2 separate regions of the Homo sapiens genome follow, and region 1 is linked to region 2. A link is a loop called in an ENCODE intact Hi-C map of the cell type or tissue named here. Cell type or tissue: mammary epithelial cell. All regions are shown on one strand.

Evidence for each region. Hi-C counts contacts between places; a loop is a spot of excess contacts. Peaks named below come from ENCODE experiments on the same cell type or tissue, not always from the same donor. Only the 100,000 strongest peaks of a DNase experiment are listed, where the experiment ranks them.
Region 1: it touches region 2 in a loop (1.9-fold over the local background); 3 of 110 quality-filtered maps call a loop at or near these places.

The regions. Positions count from the first base shown.
Region 1 is chr11:130,721,654-130,729,653 of GRCh38, forward strand. LOC105369575 (a long non-coding RNA gene) reads left to right here and starts at 1,766. Exons shown (of 4, transcript XR_007062954.1): 1 at 1,766-1,932; 2 at 4,490-4,627; 3 at 4,896-5,653; 4 at 7,881-8,000. In mammary epithelial cell, no CTCF peak of the experiment used is centred here; DNase peaks (open chromatin) are centred at 4,428 and 7,318.
Region 2 is chr11:130,626,939-130,634,938 of GRCh38, forward strand. No RefSeq gene overlaps it. Among named protein-coding and RNA genes, the nearest start is that of MIR8052, 36 kb to the right of the region's middle. In mammary epithelial cell, no CTCF peak of the experiment used is centred here; DNase peaks (open chromatin) are centred at 2,353, 4,333 and 6,713; H3K27ac peaks cover 4,664 bases.

The DNA.
Region 1 (8,000 bases), 95 kb after region 2:
AAGCGCCTGCCATGAGCCTGCTGGCCAGAGCTAACCCGTGTGGCTGTGGTTTCAGGAACACATCACTGCTTCTAGTTTGAGCTCCTTATTTGCCACTGGGTTGATGGGATCCGATTGACTGTAGGCTACGCCCAGGAAGAGGCAAAAAAGAAATGGATGATGAAGACTTTGTCTTTAGGGAGTTGGCTGTCTTATGGGGAAGATGGTAGGAGCTGAAAGGCAACATCAGACTGGAGAACAAGTTAGAAAGTGGTGAGTCACAGGTTTCCCAAGCTTCCCGGACCTGTTCAGGAAATGTGGTGTGGCTGGGGTTCCGCCTTTCTCATAAGCTCCGAGTAAAGCCAATACAGCTGATCCACTGGCCACTCTGAAAAGCAAGGAGCTAGAACAGTCACCCAATGGGCCAGGGAGGCATTTTTGCCTCCCTGGAGATGGCAGAATGGGTAATACTCTCAATATAACTTTCCTGCCATTGTTCACGGGCAAGATGGTAGCTTCTTTTTTGTAAGCCTGTCTTTCCGGGTCTTGCCCTCCCGGAAACACTAAGCAGTTCAAATACCCATTGTCAATTTCAGCATGCCATCCCTTGGAATGAATGGGTTTAAGGGCAACTACAGTTTGTTCCTGAAACTGCAGTATCACTAATGGCTAAGAGCACTTGACATTAGTCAGACCTGGATTTGTCCTGGCTCCCCCACTTATATGGCCATGCAGACTTGAAGAAGTTACCTGTTCTCCTATCAACTTAATTTCCTCAACTGTACAGACTAAATGTAATAATATGTGTGAAGCATTCAATTAACATCAGCTATTATCATGACTGGTTGTGAAATAATTGATGCATATCATAAGTCATGAGCTGCAGGTCCAGGGGCCACATCTGCCATTCCCCAGATGGGTTTAATTTGGCCTGTACCGTGTTTTAAATAACGTTGAGTTTGTTGCCAACATTTTAAAATTGGGAAATTTCACATAAAAATCTGAATTTGGGGCTTATATTGAAAAATCATTAGCTCTGACAAACCTGGCACCAATTTCTTGCGTGGTAACAGTGGGTTAGCACTGGGGCTGAGCAGGGCTGGAAACTTTCCATGGCATCTGCACCTCCAGTTCACCATCGCCCAGTCCTCTCTTTGTGATACCTTCTCTCTGTGGACATATGTCCTTGGGTCCCACATCTATAGGGTCCCGTATGACTCTAGAATTCTAGCTATTTCGGCTCACTGGTATGTAGTAACGGCTTCTGGAACTCAACAAGAAAATGCAAGGATTATCTTGCCAACAATGCTTCTACTGCTTAAATGAAAGAAATCTGGTAGTTCTTCTCTGAGATCCAACAGAGCCGGTGCATTTATTGCTCTCAGTGGTATGTCTGGGGACCAGAACCCGCTGGCTCTAGAAAGTGCCCCTCGCCCATCCCTGCCCATGGGTTGCATCAGCAGCGTGTCTTCTTTGTTCTCTCCCTGAAGGGTAGGATGCTCATGACCTTGGCCTTGCAGTTTGGGTGGGTGCACCTCCTGTCCTGGTGCTGACATCTGGATGATTTATGAACATCATTACCCTTTCACTGGACTCTTACTCTTCGGAGTCTTCAGAGCTGCCTGGGCCTAGCGCCCAAGAAGTTTGCTCCTTGCATCAATGGCGATGCTAGACATATTCTACTGGCTGTGGCCCAAAGGTACTCCTGGTGCCTGTGTGGGAAGGGCCACGATGGGAAGAATGCTCCTTGCTCGCTCTCATTCTCCCAGCTTTTTATTTTTTATAGGCTGGAGGTGGAACTGTAAGAGCAGAGAGGAGGAGAAGGCTCACCATGAAGACAAAAGAAGTCCTGAGCCTTGGATTTTCTTCCTCTAGGGCTTTGTGGACCCACAGATTGGTAGAAGTTCTGTGAGGGCTGACTTCTCCCCATCTGTCCCAGATGGATCCCTTAAGGTGGGTGAGCCCTGGGGAGGTACTGGGTCTGCTTGTGGAGAGAATTCTCAGGGGTCAGGCCTGAAAGAGCTCATGCGGCTGTTCCTGCGGGTGGGTCAGTTTCTCTGGTGCATAATGAATAATGCTGCATGGGTTCTGGACTGTCCCCGTCCCCGGTGGAGGGTTTCAGTATTCTTGCAGGCTCTTGGTTGTGTGGATAGTGAGAAACAGTGGGTCTGCTCTTGGGAAATGTGCTCTAATGACTCTTTACCTACATGTCGAATTCTCTAACCTTGGGGACAGATGCACCATGAATTTGGTTTTGTAGGTTTGTGTATGAAGGTGGATAACAGACTTGTTAAAAGAGCTTTGAAATTCCTGCCATAACCTCTAAATAGTGGGAGTAGAGCAACCAAATTCTCTGAAGAGATGAGGAAAATACCCCTTTGGGCAGAGTCAAGCTTGCTATTCTTTAAATTCCTTCAGCTGGCTCAATAGGAGAGGAAGGGACAGCCAGAAGTCATAGGTCGTTTTCTGGAGGTTTGATAGCCTGAAGGTAATCCTCTCGTGTGTTCCCTCACCTAAAGATGAAGAATTTTCGTGTACTAGAAGTTGGGTTTACTAATCCTGTAGCTCTGGAAATGAATGGCCTTGCCTTCTCTAACTGTCCAGCTACCTGGCATCATGTAGACAGGCCCTTCAGGTGACTGAGGGTTCTGGAACTCAGTTGCTAGAGGCACACACGAAGAGCCTGCTCAGAACCTCCTGTGTTTCCCACAGCCTCAAGAGACGGGCAAGGCAAGAGCCCTAGAGCCTGTCTAACCCATGTCTCTGCAGGGCACAGGTTCTGTCACACTGAGTGTGGGTAGTTTTCCACCACAAACTCTGCGCCAGAATCACTGGAAGCTTCATGAATAGAGATTCTTAGGTGCCACCAGTGCACCGAGTCAGCACTCTGGAACTGAGCCGGAGATTGCACTTTTAACAAGCACCCCAGGTGCCTCTGAGCTGAAGAACCGCCAGTCTCACGTGTGGACTTTAAAATCTCATGCAGAGAATGTTTCTCATTGCTCAATTTAAAACCCTTTTTAATGGTGTCTCTGCTTAGAGTGGAGACATTCCAGGAAGAGAAAACTAAGCACAGGGAAGCTAAATACTGAGCCCTGGAGGGGTCAGGATATGGGCCTCATCATCATCTGGTGCTGTTTCACACTGCGCTCGGGTCAGGTGCGTGAGAGCCCCATTAGCTGGGATGCCCGCTGTGCAGGAGCGTCTATAATCTCTTCTGGATGTCCCAGCTAAGCCTGAATTGTTTTCTTAAAGGCTTGACCCAAATGCACCCTGATTCCAGGTGGAACACATTTTCACGTAAACCATCAAATGCTGGCTCTGAAGGGAATTTAGAGATCTATTCCAGAGCCCTTGTGTGTGTGTGTGTATATATATATATATATATGGAATTATAGGTTAGAAACAGACAAAAAAAGTGCCATGATGATAAATTCCTGAATGTACATTCAAGGAGCTTCGTGGAGAGAGGAACTTGGGAGAACAAGCAACTACCAGATTCAGCCAATGACTGGGCAGCAATGGCCTCTAGTTCCCTGAGAATCCCTTCAAGGTGGGGGCTGCACTCCAGGCAGGGACTCTGCAGCTCCACGTCCTCACTGGGCTTCTCCTGCCTATGGCCCAGCTCGCCCAGCCCCACCCTGCCTGGGCAGGAAACTTCCAGGCTCTTCCACCAAGAAATGCAGGCACCCTAACTTGCATGGGGTAGGATTTATTCTGTAAATACTGAGTGCCGATTCTGTGCGATTAACAGGAGAGATGGGAGCCACTCTTGCAGAGCTTACTATCTTATTCTAAACTTATTAAATTCTGTTTATGTGTTTTTAATTGTATAGTTTCTGCCTGTAGAGAAAATGTTGGTGCTTTGGGAGTTGGGGTGGGGGTGGTAAGGAAGCCTTTTCTGAAAGGGTCACAACTGAAGTGAGATTTGAGTGACAAAGGGAGCTGTTGAGAGATAAGGCGCCGGGGACAGCAACTGCAAAGGCCCTGAGCAAACTTGGTTCTGTTCCAGAAAGGCAAAATGCAGCAGTGAGGGTGGGGAAGGCCCTGACCATGGAGGGCCTTGCAGGTTGTGGAAGGGGTTTTAAACTATGAGGGGACCTGATCTGACTGACATTTCTAAAAGTTCCTTCTGGCTGTTTTGAAGAGAATAGATAGGGTGAGGTAAGGACAGGAGCAGGAACAGCATTTAGGAGGCTCTTGCACCTGCAGGCAGAGCTGGCAAGGTCTGAAGCCTGAGGGTAGGAGAGGACGTGCAGAGGTCAGGTGAGAGCAGGACATGTTTAGGGGAAACAGCAGAAAGGGTTTGAGGACAGAGGTCTTCTTACATGAAAACCCTGGCGAGAGTATGACATACATATGGGAAGACTGTAATTTTCTAGTCACTTCAGCATAAGCTTCGGAAGGGCAGGTGCCATGCCTACTGAATGCAGCATTGCATACTGTTGGTGAGTCACCTCTTCCTCTGAAACTGCAGTTTCCTACACTCACCCAGGCACCCCTTCTCCAGGCTCAGGACACCTCAGAGGACTGGTGCATGGGCTGCAGCCAGCCTGACCCAGCTCTATAAAGAAGCTCACCCTTTACAGATGCCCCAGAGAGGCCCCCATCCTGCCCTGCAGCCAGCTTCCTGGGCAAGTGGGATCAGGTCAGTACATGCGCCTGTCCTTCCCTGAGCGTAAAAGGGGAGTGTGGAGGGAGATGGTATTTGAAACTTGGCAGTGGGGACCCACACAGACATCAAGAACAATCCCTTTGGCTTTCCATTTGCCAAGTTGTTTCAGGGTCCAGGGTTTGTGACTCATCCTGAATGGAAACACTTGTACAGCACCACGTGGCTCCTTTCCGCCCCTGGCCGGGCGGCAGTGACCCAACCAGCTCTGCACTTTCTTTCTTCCCTTTTAATGTATCCATAGGCACTCGGGGTCTCCCTCCTCCAGGGTTTCCTGAAACAGGATGCATTCAGCCCTTGTAGAGTTGCTGGGGAAGTGGAAGGAAAACAGAGGTGACTCTTGAAGCCCCAGGAGCTGACCTTAGATCTTGACACTCCTGGTGTGTGCAAAGGTCTGAGGAGACGGCCAGATTGAGGTAAAGCAGTAAAAATCCGTGCTTGTCAGGAAAGTAGCAAGAGCCGAGTTCTACACTAACCATTGGCTGGCCTGGGGCAGCCTGCAGCTGCACAACTGCCTCGTACAATGGCATGGACAAGCAGTGTCGGTGACGTAGCAGGCCGCTGGGGACCTGGGAGACATCCTGCTGCTGCAGGAGTCCTGTGCAGAGCAGAGGAGAGAGCAGTTTGGCAAGTGCAGGGGTCCCACTCTTCTTTTGGTTGGTGGCAGGGAGCAGGTGGGGCCTAACCTGGGTGGACAGTGTCTACCTCCCTTCTGTGCATTTTGCATTGGCCTTAATTGGTTCTCCCGGGATAGTCACGAAAGCCCGACCTTTGTTCCAGGTAAAGTGCTGCATGTTTCATGTGTACAGCTCATTTAATCTTCACAGGACCTTATGAAGTAGTTATTATATCTATTATCATCACAGAAAAGAACACTGAGCCTCAGAGAGGTCAAGCAATTGGCCCAAGATCACACAGCCTGCAAGAAACAGAGATGGGACTCAGACCCTGGTCTATTTGGCTCCCATGTGCCTTACTACTATGTTATACCCACCCCTCCAGGTAAGATTGGGAACCAGCTGTGGAAAGACTTTAATAACGGGATGGAGGGACTGCCAAGCTCTCCCTCTGGCAGGATTGATTTTGCAGAGACTGTGAGCTTAATGAGAGCAAAACTCAGGTCTTATACTCCTTCATGTGCCCTGCAGACTCCAGAAGTGCTAGGATGTAAGAGGCAGACAAAAGAGTGATGTTACTGCTGTGAACTTTCATTAGGATGTGTAGAGTTCTGTTATATGTTTGGAAAAAAATCCATAATCTCAAGAGGCTATATAATGCTCAGAACAGCTTTAGAAATTCTCTTTGGAAATTGCTTTCTGAGCCCCAGGCACATAAATAATATTTTTATATATATCCTCAATCAAGGCAAGCCTTAGTCCTTCGAGGGTAGCTTGGAATTCCATAGGAATCTGAAGGTAACTCAGAGCCAAACTTGGTGAAGGGGGTGAAGTGTCAATTTCAGATTTGCAGTTTTGTTCAAAAACATGTTGATAAAGCAGCAGGCTGATGGTCATGAGCAGCTCACTAGCTGATTCAGAAGACATTTCTCTGCTGCAGCCAGCCCTGCTTCTGTGACTTCACTCACACTTTCCATCCGAGTGGAATAGCTCACCCTTGCCTCTTTCACACTCAGTCCCGTCCATCCTACACTCCACCCTTTCCCCAAATTCCTGTTCATTGTTCCACGTCCTCCCCAAGGGTTAGTGAATGGCCTCATAGCTGAAAGTGCTTTACTTGAAGCGAGTCCTGATTCTCCCAATCCGAAGGCCCTGCTCTCACCCTGCTTTTCACCCGCGCTGCTCCCTGGGCTCTTCAGAGGCGATTTCTCCTGCCTTGCTGTTTGTCTGTGCTCTCCACTGGACCATGAGCTCGCTGAGAACAGCGTCTGAGATACTGTAGTCCCAGGATCTGCAGCCTTTGCTGAATTGACGTGGATAAATGTACTATTTTGAGTACATTTGCAGGAAAGGGTGAGGTTTGTCCTGGAGAGGGAATAGGGCCAGAGACACACAGTGTCCCACCATTCAGGAATTCGATGCCTACAGCAGGTGTCCTGTGGCTCACCGTCCTACACATGGCTCACCCAGAGTTTGGTAGCTTGATTTTGGAGGCATACCTAGAATGTCTAGAATTCTCAATTACTCAGAAGGTAGGATTTGGAAAAAACAGAGAGTGGAGCATCAGAAAAGTGAGAAGAGAAGAGACTCAGGACCCCAAACCCATGCACCTCAGCTGACAAAACCAACGGACTCTCACTAACCTAAATTCTAAACCCTCAATAAAGAGAAGCAGCAAAGGTCTGCAGCTTTCTCACCTGCTGGGTTGGTCAATGTGGTGCTGGTGTGGATGCAGCCAAGCGTTTCAGCTATGAGGCCATTCACTCACACTTCACCCTTATTTCACTCTGCTTGTTATGGTCTGAACTGTGTCCCCTCAAAATGTGTATGTTGAAGCCCTAACTCCCAATGTGACCCTTAAAGAGGTAATGAAGGTTAAATTAGAACCTTAAAGAGGTAATGAAGGTTCAATTGGGGCCCATGGGTGTGGTCCTAATGCAATATGACTGCCATCCTTATTAGAAAAAGAGACATCAGTAATGCCAGTGGACAAGCCCAGGCAGAGGGCAGCTGTCTGCAAGCCAGAGAAAGAGGCCCCCAAGAAACCAACCCTGCTGGCAGACTTCCAGACTCCAGAATTGTGACAGAAGAAATTTCTGTTGTTTTAGCTACGTGGCCTGTGATTTTGTTTTGGCAACCCCAGCAGACATCGCTGCTTTCATTTTCTTCTCCATCCTTTTCTTTTTCCTATTGTTTTATTCCCACCTGCTCAATCTCTATCTTTTATTATTTATTTCTTTGTAGAAACAACAACAACAAGAGTATAAACTGATTTGGAGACTGTGGTTTAGAATTCTACCAGATAGATAAAAATCAGCAAACTGGACATGTGGGTTTCTGTAGTTACAAATCTTCCATCTAAAATCTTATTTCCCAGGCATGAGTTCCATTAGGAATTTTTTTTTCTATGCATATAAACATACACATATGCTCACAATTGCATGCAATTTTCATCAGTCTGATGGGTACACCCTTCCTGATACAATTCTGGGCTTTCACTCAGTTCTAATGTGACTGGAAACTAAATGATTAAGAAATATGAATGAATTCAGCCCTCCCTAACTCAAGCTGGGGGCATATTTTCCACTCTGTCTCTTGTGCCCTCTGCCCAGGAATTTCAAGTCCCAAGAAATGGCCTCCAGAAGGAAATCCTTTGCCATCCCCCTAACTTGAGTATTCAGTGATTTCTGGAATAGAACTTGCCTGTTACAGAAATGGGAAAAATATGAAGA
Region 2 (8,000 bases):
CCTAATATTGCTAAGACGGCAATACCCCCCAAAGTGGTCTACAGATTCAATGCAATCCCTATCAAAATTCTAGCTGCCTTTTCTTTTCCTCTTTTGCAGAAATCAACAAGCTGTTCCTAAAAGTCATATGGAAATGCAAGGGAAAAAGAAGGACAAAGGTGTAGGATTGACACTTCTAAATTTTAAAACCTGCTACAAGGGTACATTGATCAAGACTGTGTGATACTGCCATAAGAATAGATATGTAGATCAAAGGAATAGACTTCAGAGTCCAGAAAGAAACTTTTACATTTATGGTCAGTTGATTTTCAATAAGGATGCTAAGACAATCAATGGGGAATGAATAGTCTTTTCAACAAATGGTGCTGAGGCAACCTGATATCCACACGTGAAAGAATGAATTTGGACCCATAACTTATACTTTATACAAAAATTAACTCAAAAGGGATCACAGGCCTAGATGTAAGAGCAAAAATGATAAAATTCTTAGAGAAAACATAGGCATTTTTGTGACCTTGTATTAGACAATTGTTCCTTAGATATGGCACCAAAAGCGTAAGCAAGTAAAGACAAAAATTGGACCTCATCAAAATACAACCTTTCATGTTTCAAAAGACATTATCAAAAAAGTGAAAAGAGAGCCCACAGAATGGGAACATATATTTGCAAATCTTACATTGGATAAGGATCTAGTATCCAAAATATAAAAAAAGAACTCTTACAACTTAATAATAAAAAGGCAAGTAGCTCAATTAAAAATGAGCAAAGGATTTGAATAGACATTACTCAAATTGGACACACAAATAGCCAATAAGCACAAAAAAGATGCACAACATCCTTAGTTATTAGGGAAATGCAAATCAAAGCCACAGTGAGACATCACTTCGTTCCACTTGGATAGCTAAAAAGTCAGACAATCATAAGTGTGACTGAGGGTGTAGAGAAATGGGAACCCTCATATCTTCCTGGTGGGGGTGCAAACAGGTACAGTCACTTTGGAGAACAGCTTGGCAGTTCCTTAAAAAGGGAAATATACAGTTACCATATGACCTGCAATTCCACTCCAAGGTATGTACCAAAGATAATTGAAGACAAGTGACTACATAAAAATGTGTACATAAATGTTCCTAGCAGCATTATTCATAATAGCCACAAAGTGAAACAAACCCAAATGTTTGTAAATTAATGAATGGATAAAGAAAATGTAGTATAACCATATAATGAAACATTATTCAGCCATGACATAGGATGAAGTACTGATACATGCTACAACATAGGTAACCTTGAAAATGTGCTAATGAAGGAAGCCAGACGCGAAAGGTCACATATTATACGATTCCGCTTATCTGAAATGGTCAGAACAGGTAAATTCATAGAGACAGAGTAAATACTTGGTTTTCAGCGGTTGTGGGAAGCAGGAGTTGGGAAATCCCTGCTAATGGTACAGGGCTTCTTTTTTGAAGTGACGAAAATATTCTAGAATTAGATAGTGGGGATGGTTGTACAACTTTGTGAATACAGTGAAAACCATTGAATGTTACACTTTAAAAGGGTAAATGTTATGTTATGGTAAAATTTAAGGGTTAAGCATAAATTGAATTCTAGTTCAATTTAAAAAGAATTAGAAAAAAATAAAATAGAGTTGAGATGCAAATACCCCCAAGAGAAGTTATAAAGGGACTGATATTTCACCTACTGCAGTATCTGATATGCAGTAGGTGCTCAACATGTGTTTGTTGAGTAAATGAATAAACAATTAAGTTATTTTCCCAGGAATCAGGTTCTGAAGAGGAAAGAAACAAAGAGCAAAGAGAAGCTTGAGGGAGCTCTTCACAATCCACAGGAAGGTGGGGGCATGGGGAGGGCTGAATAATGGTAACTAAGTTTTTTTTGCTTTTCCTGATTTTACCCAGGGCTGTCTCTGCATAGTCCTGATGTCTCTCTTCTCTGACCTGGTTTGGTTTTGGTCGGCAGAGTATACCTAGTGCCTGGAACCTAGTAAGCTCTCTGTGAAGACTTGTTTAATAAATGAATGGTTAAAACCTCAACAACTCGTCTGAGACTCCTTGGTAATTTAGGGGGAGCTAAGGCTTGAGAAAAGGTACAGATCCTAGGTGGGACAGCCAGATTTGCCATTTGAAACAGGGTCCTTGTATTGGACAGAAAAGTTGAGCCTCAAGTCCTCAGGCCATCTGCACAGCTATGTACAAGGCTAGGGCATGTCCCCTTCCTTGGCTCCTACCGCGTGGTCTGGAGTTAAGCCAAAGAGGGAAGAGGTATTCCTGCAGACACAGATGCTGCAGTTACCGGCAGACTTGTTCTGACCTACTGGAGGGGAAGGCCTATGGGTTCAGTCCTGTCTCTAAGCAGTGTGGTTGATAAAGTCGACCAGGGATTACTGTGAGGTGCTTTGTGGGAGTGTTCAGAGTTAGCTAGGTATCTCGCTCAGTCAGCAGTACACACGTATTTATGTACGGTTTCATACGTGTGTCATTAACGAAATTTGTGTGTGGGAGAAGCATGCATTCATTTATAATTCCTTACATACCTTTAAGGATGCCTTTAATAAATGTATTGGAATAATGTAAGAAGGACTAGACTTATTTTTTATCCTGCTTTGTCATTTAGCAAAGGTCTTTAGCCATGTTGCCTGACTTCTCCTGTAGAAGTTCAAAGTTTCATTTCTAGCCTTTGAATTTGTCTTTTTCCACATACTTGATGGAGAAGATAAGGGGAAAGAAACATTAAAACTAAAGTCTTTCTTACAATTATTACTGAATAAAATCAATATGAAATGAAGATGAAGTCATCTTAAAAATCAAGGTCATAATAATAATACAGATATTTTACTCTGCTGAAAACTAAGGCATACACAAGGCCAGAAAAATGGCACAAAAGAAAAGCCTTTAACTTGGTCTGTTCCTTTTTTTTGAGACAGTCTTCCTTTGTCACCCAGGCTGGAGTGCAGTGCCATGATCATGGCTCACTGCAGCCTCGACCTCCCAGACCCAAGTGATCCTCCCACCTCAGCCTCCCAAGTAGCTGGAACCACAGACATGCTCCATTGTGCCTGGCTAACTTTTAAAATTTTTGTAGAGTTGGGAGTCTGTCTATGTTGCTCAGGCTCGTCTCAAATTCCTGGGCTCAAGCAATCCTCCCACCTTGGTCTCCCAAAGTGCTGGGGGGTTCACAGGTGTGAACCACCACATCCAGCCAAAAGCCTTTAATTTAACTAAAGAAGAGATGAACCACCTCGGTCTGCAATCACGTATCATGTGCAGTTTTAGTTTTTGTGCTTTTTGTTTCTCAAATTCTAAAAGATGTGATAGTAGTTAACATTTTAAAAATTATTTATTTTCTTTTTTTTTGGAGACAGGCTGTATAAGACTCTGTTGCTCAGGCTAGAGTGCAATGGCATGATCATAGCTCACTACAGCCTCCAACTCCTGGGCTCAAGCAATCCTCCCACCTCAGCATCCCAAGTAGCTGATACTACAGGTACATGCCACCATGCCTGGTTAATTTTTATTTTTTATAGAGACAGGGTCTCATTATGCTGTCCAGGCTGGTCTTGAACTCTGGGCCTCAAGTAATCCTCCTGTCTCGACCTCTCAAAGCGCTGGGAGTAGAGAGAGGTGTGAGTCACAGTGTCCAGCCTAGTTAACGCATTTTTGGTACTTTCCATATGTCAAGTGTTATACTGATATTATATAATTTAATTTTCACAACAGTCTTATAGGTAGTATAGTATTGTTTTCCTTTTATAGGCGATGAGACGGAGGCACAGAGAAGTTAAGTAACTTGCTCAAGGACAACAGTTAGCAGATGACAGAGACGGAGTTCAAACCCAGGCTGTGTTCCCGGCACTCCTTTAGCTACTATACTTTACTGCCTGTTGTTTTATGATTCAAAGACGTGAATCCATGAATTGAGCGTGTTGTGTGTGTGTCTCCCAAAACTACAGAGTAAGAAGTAGGGTAAGAGTAGGGAGTGGGCTGGGTGCGGTGGCTCATGCCTGTAATCCTAGCACTTTGGGAGGTGAGGGTGGGCTGATGGCTTGAGCCCAGGAGTTTGAGACCAGCCTGAGTAACGTGGTGAAACCCTGTCTCTACAAAAATTACAAAAATTACCTGGGCATGGTTGCACATGCCTGTAGTCCCAGCTCCTCAGGAGGCTGAGATGTTGAACCTGGGAGGTTGAGGCTGAAGCAGCATTCTAGCCTGGGCGACAGAGTGAGACTCTGTCAAAAAAAAAAAAAAAAGGAGTGGTTTATTGTAAATGGAGGTAGGACTAATTCTTGAACCATATTGTGGTTTTGCAGGAGGTGAGTCAGATGGCTTTTGGTGAGTCAGATGGCTTAGTTAAGTTGACCCAGCTATTGGGATGGGTTGTGCAAAGCCCAGGCACAGGGTTCAGACTCCATCTTCTGTGTTCTTCTTAATTGACAAACTGCAATGGCTGTCTTCAGAGTCTTGGTTTTCTATGGTGGTCAACTCCTGAGTTCTTATGATGTCGCTGGGCACAGAAAAAATAAACGGAGAAGGTAAGGTAAGAAGGGAGTCCTTATAAAGGTGGAGCTGAAGGGTGTTTTAGGGGGACCACTCCATCTCTCTGTCTGTCATTCAAAGGCACAACTATGCCCAATGACTTGGAGTAGCAGGTCTGAGGGGCGTTTAGGTTGATCCCTACTTTCTTTCTTTTTTTTTTTTTTTTTTTGAGATGGAGTCTCACTCTGTCACCCAGGCTGGAGTGTAATGGTGTGATCTCAGCTCACTGCAACCTCTGCCTCCTTTGCTCGAGGGATTCTCCTGCCTCAGCCTCCCAAGTAGCTGGGATTACAGGTGCCCGTCATCATGCCTGGCTCATTTTTTTGTATTTTTTAGTAGAGACAGGATTTCACTATGTTGGCCAGGGTGATCTCGAACTCCTGACCTCAGGGTCCGCCCGCCTCGGCCTCCCAAAGTGCTGGGATTACAGGCGTGAGCCACCGTGCCTGGCTGATCCCTACTTTCCATGGTTAGTTTCCCAGGCCTTGGTTTATGAGCAATAAATTCTCCCATGAGGTTTGTCTTTTCGTTTTATTGGAGGACGTTTTCTCATAAAGTCCCTTTCCAGGCCATCAGAACTCCCCAAACTCTTGGGAACTGCATTCCATCTGCATGCCTTGTGATTTCCTTCCCCCCAACCCCCACCAGTGTATCCTCTTCTCTCTCCTATTAGTAGTCAGGATGGGCTTTGCACGACCCATCTCAATAGCGGGGTGAACTCTAAATAAGCCATCTGACTCCGTGTCAGTCTTTCTCTCTCTCTGTCCACCCTACACCAACTTATGATCCCAAGAAACTTTGTTTTCCTAGGGCTGCCATTTTGAAAATGTTGCTTCCTACTCTAGGAACTGCTTTATGAGTAAGAGACACCTCTCCATTAGTCCATGAGGTTAATAATATAAATCTATAGAGAACTTAGGTACCATCCAGTTAAACCAGGCTCTTAACGTAAGGATTGTCTTTACAGTGTTTATGTCAAGCAGTCATCTAGTGGCTGGTTAAACATCTCCAGTGACATGGAACAGTCAGTTCAATTTTTAGACAATTCTGCTAGAACCCTTTTTGTTATAGCAGAAATGAGATATCCATAGTGCCCACTAATGGGACAATGGGATGTGGATGTGTCTGTAAGAATGTGAAGGTCTTTTTATGGGTTTTCTCCATTATTCACCCCAATAGTTTATTTATTTTGAGACAGAGTATTGCTCTCTGTTGCCCAGGCTGGAGTGCAGTGATATGATCATAGCTCACTGCAGCCTTGAACTCTGGGGCTCAAGTGATCCTCCCATCTCAGCCTCCCAAGTGGCTAGGACTATAGGCATGCACCATCACACCCAGCTAAGTTTTTAATTTTTTTTTTCTTTTTTTAAGAGACAGGGGTCTCAGGCCGGGTGCGGTGGCTCACACCTGTAATCCCAGCACTTTGGGAGGCCGAGGAAGGCAGATCACTTCAGGTCAGGAGTTCAAGACCAGCCTGGTCAACTTAGTGAAATCCTGTCTCCACTAAAAAATACAAAAATTAGCCAGGTGTGGTAATGCGCACCTGTAGTCCCAGCTACTTGGGAGGCTGAGGCAGGAGAATCGCATGAACTCAGGAGGCGGAGGTTGCAGCGAGCTGAGATTGTGCCACCGCACTCCAGCCTGGGCAACACGGCAAGACTCCATCTCAAAAAAAAAAAAAAAAAAAGGTTGGGGGGTTTCTCATTTTGTTGCCGAGGCTGGTCTGTGATGCCTGGCTTCATGAGATCCTCCTGCCTTGGTCTCCCAAATTGCTGGGATTACAGATGTGAGCCAGTGCACACAGTCTATCCACTTTCTTTCTTGAGGCTACATGTTTTGTTCTTTCAATGAATGGTTCTTTATGTATCAACACCTCTCTTGAAGGATGATGCCTGGAAGTGAAGCAAGGAATGTTCTAGGTGTGGTCCAATGACATTAAGGACGTGGCTTCTGTGTTCTGTGTCCCAGTTATATATCCTAACAATATGTTATGGTATTTGTTTGGTAGCTGCATCCCCATGTGAAACTTTCAGGAAATTAAATCTTTACATTTTTCTCCCTAACGCTGCTATTTAGACTTATGATCTCAGATGCAATAATAAGCTGATGAGCAGAATGAGAATAGGACCTTCTTTCCTAGAGAAAGGCATTCTCTGTCTGAGTCATAACTGCTGTGCTCTCTGTGCAGGCACCTGGCTAGGAGAGTGAAGGCTTGAAGCCATGTGCTCTCATGTGATTGGCTGAATTACTTGGTCAAGAAACCAGAGTGGACCCTTAGCCAAGGTCAAGGGGCTGGCATAGCAGAGAAAAGGCAACGGCTTCATCAGATGGTTAGCAAGTTGAAAAATATGTATTTGCATTTGGGTTTGAAAATCAGGGTAAAATTTGTCAGAAGCCAGAGAAAAAATATACGGGTAGCCAGAGAACAAATACAGTGAGGAATGAGCAGAGCCCAGGGGCTGCAGTGCCATTTGTTGATACAAGGAAAAGAAAGTTAGACATAAATGTTTCCTCTCTGAGCTGATGTTGTTTAACCTGTGAGCATTTGGTGTACAACTTACAGATCTTGATACACCCTCATCCCTGAACTGAAGGCATCTGTTTGGCAATTAGAAGAAAGGTCTTAAGTATGCTTAGCTGGTATTACAGCACGCCACTGAGAAACTGCAGGGGAAAGAGAGACGTGGCTGTGTTCCTGAGGCCCACTTCTTGAAGTTTCCTCAAAGGTGGGAGACGCTGATTTCTTCCCAGAATCCTCTGGGCATCCCTGTGGCCAGAGATTTAGGAACCTTGCTTGCCACAGACTCAAAGCAGGAAGGCCACCACTTCCTAACCCCAGGGAGGAGGCTCTCAGTTGCTAGTGAGAGTGGAACAGAGGCTGCAGGTTCACCTGAATTGGCCATAGAGGGGAAGGCATGGATGAGAGGGGAGAAGGGCTGGCGTCTTCCCTTCTCAGTGGTTCCCTCTCCTTCACTTGCCTCCTTCTGGTCTCCTCCTTGCCTCCTCCTGCTGTTGGAGTGGATGAGCTGGGGGCCCACACCAGGGCTTGGCACGGCGGGAGGAGGGCATGGAGTTTCTCTAGACCTTGGCTTTAAGTAAGAGTGCTGACCAGGCTCTTAAACTGGGGATGTGGGCTAGTCCAGCTCACTAGAGTGGAGTCTTAGGTAATATTAAGGTAATGCATTTGTCCTGAGAGCATCCCTGTTTAACCTAACCGGCCTTTGAGCATCTTAGCAGGGACAGTGCCTGGCAAGAGTCTCAATGATGTTTCCATGTCTCATTTTTATTGATAAAGTCTGGCTTCAGAACCATCTTTCAGGTCACCTGACCACTTGCTTTCCTAGCACAGTGGCTGGCATCTACTAGGCATTAAATAACCATGGGTTATTATCATAATTAAAAACTAGATCAGTTTTCTAAAATAGGGTTAACCATTCTCAAACGTTTTGAATC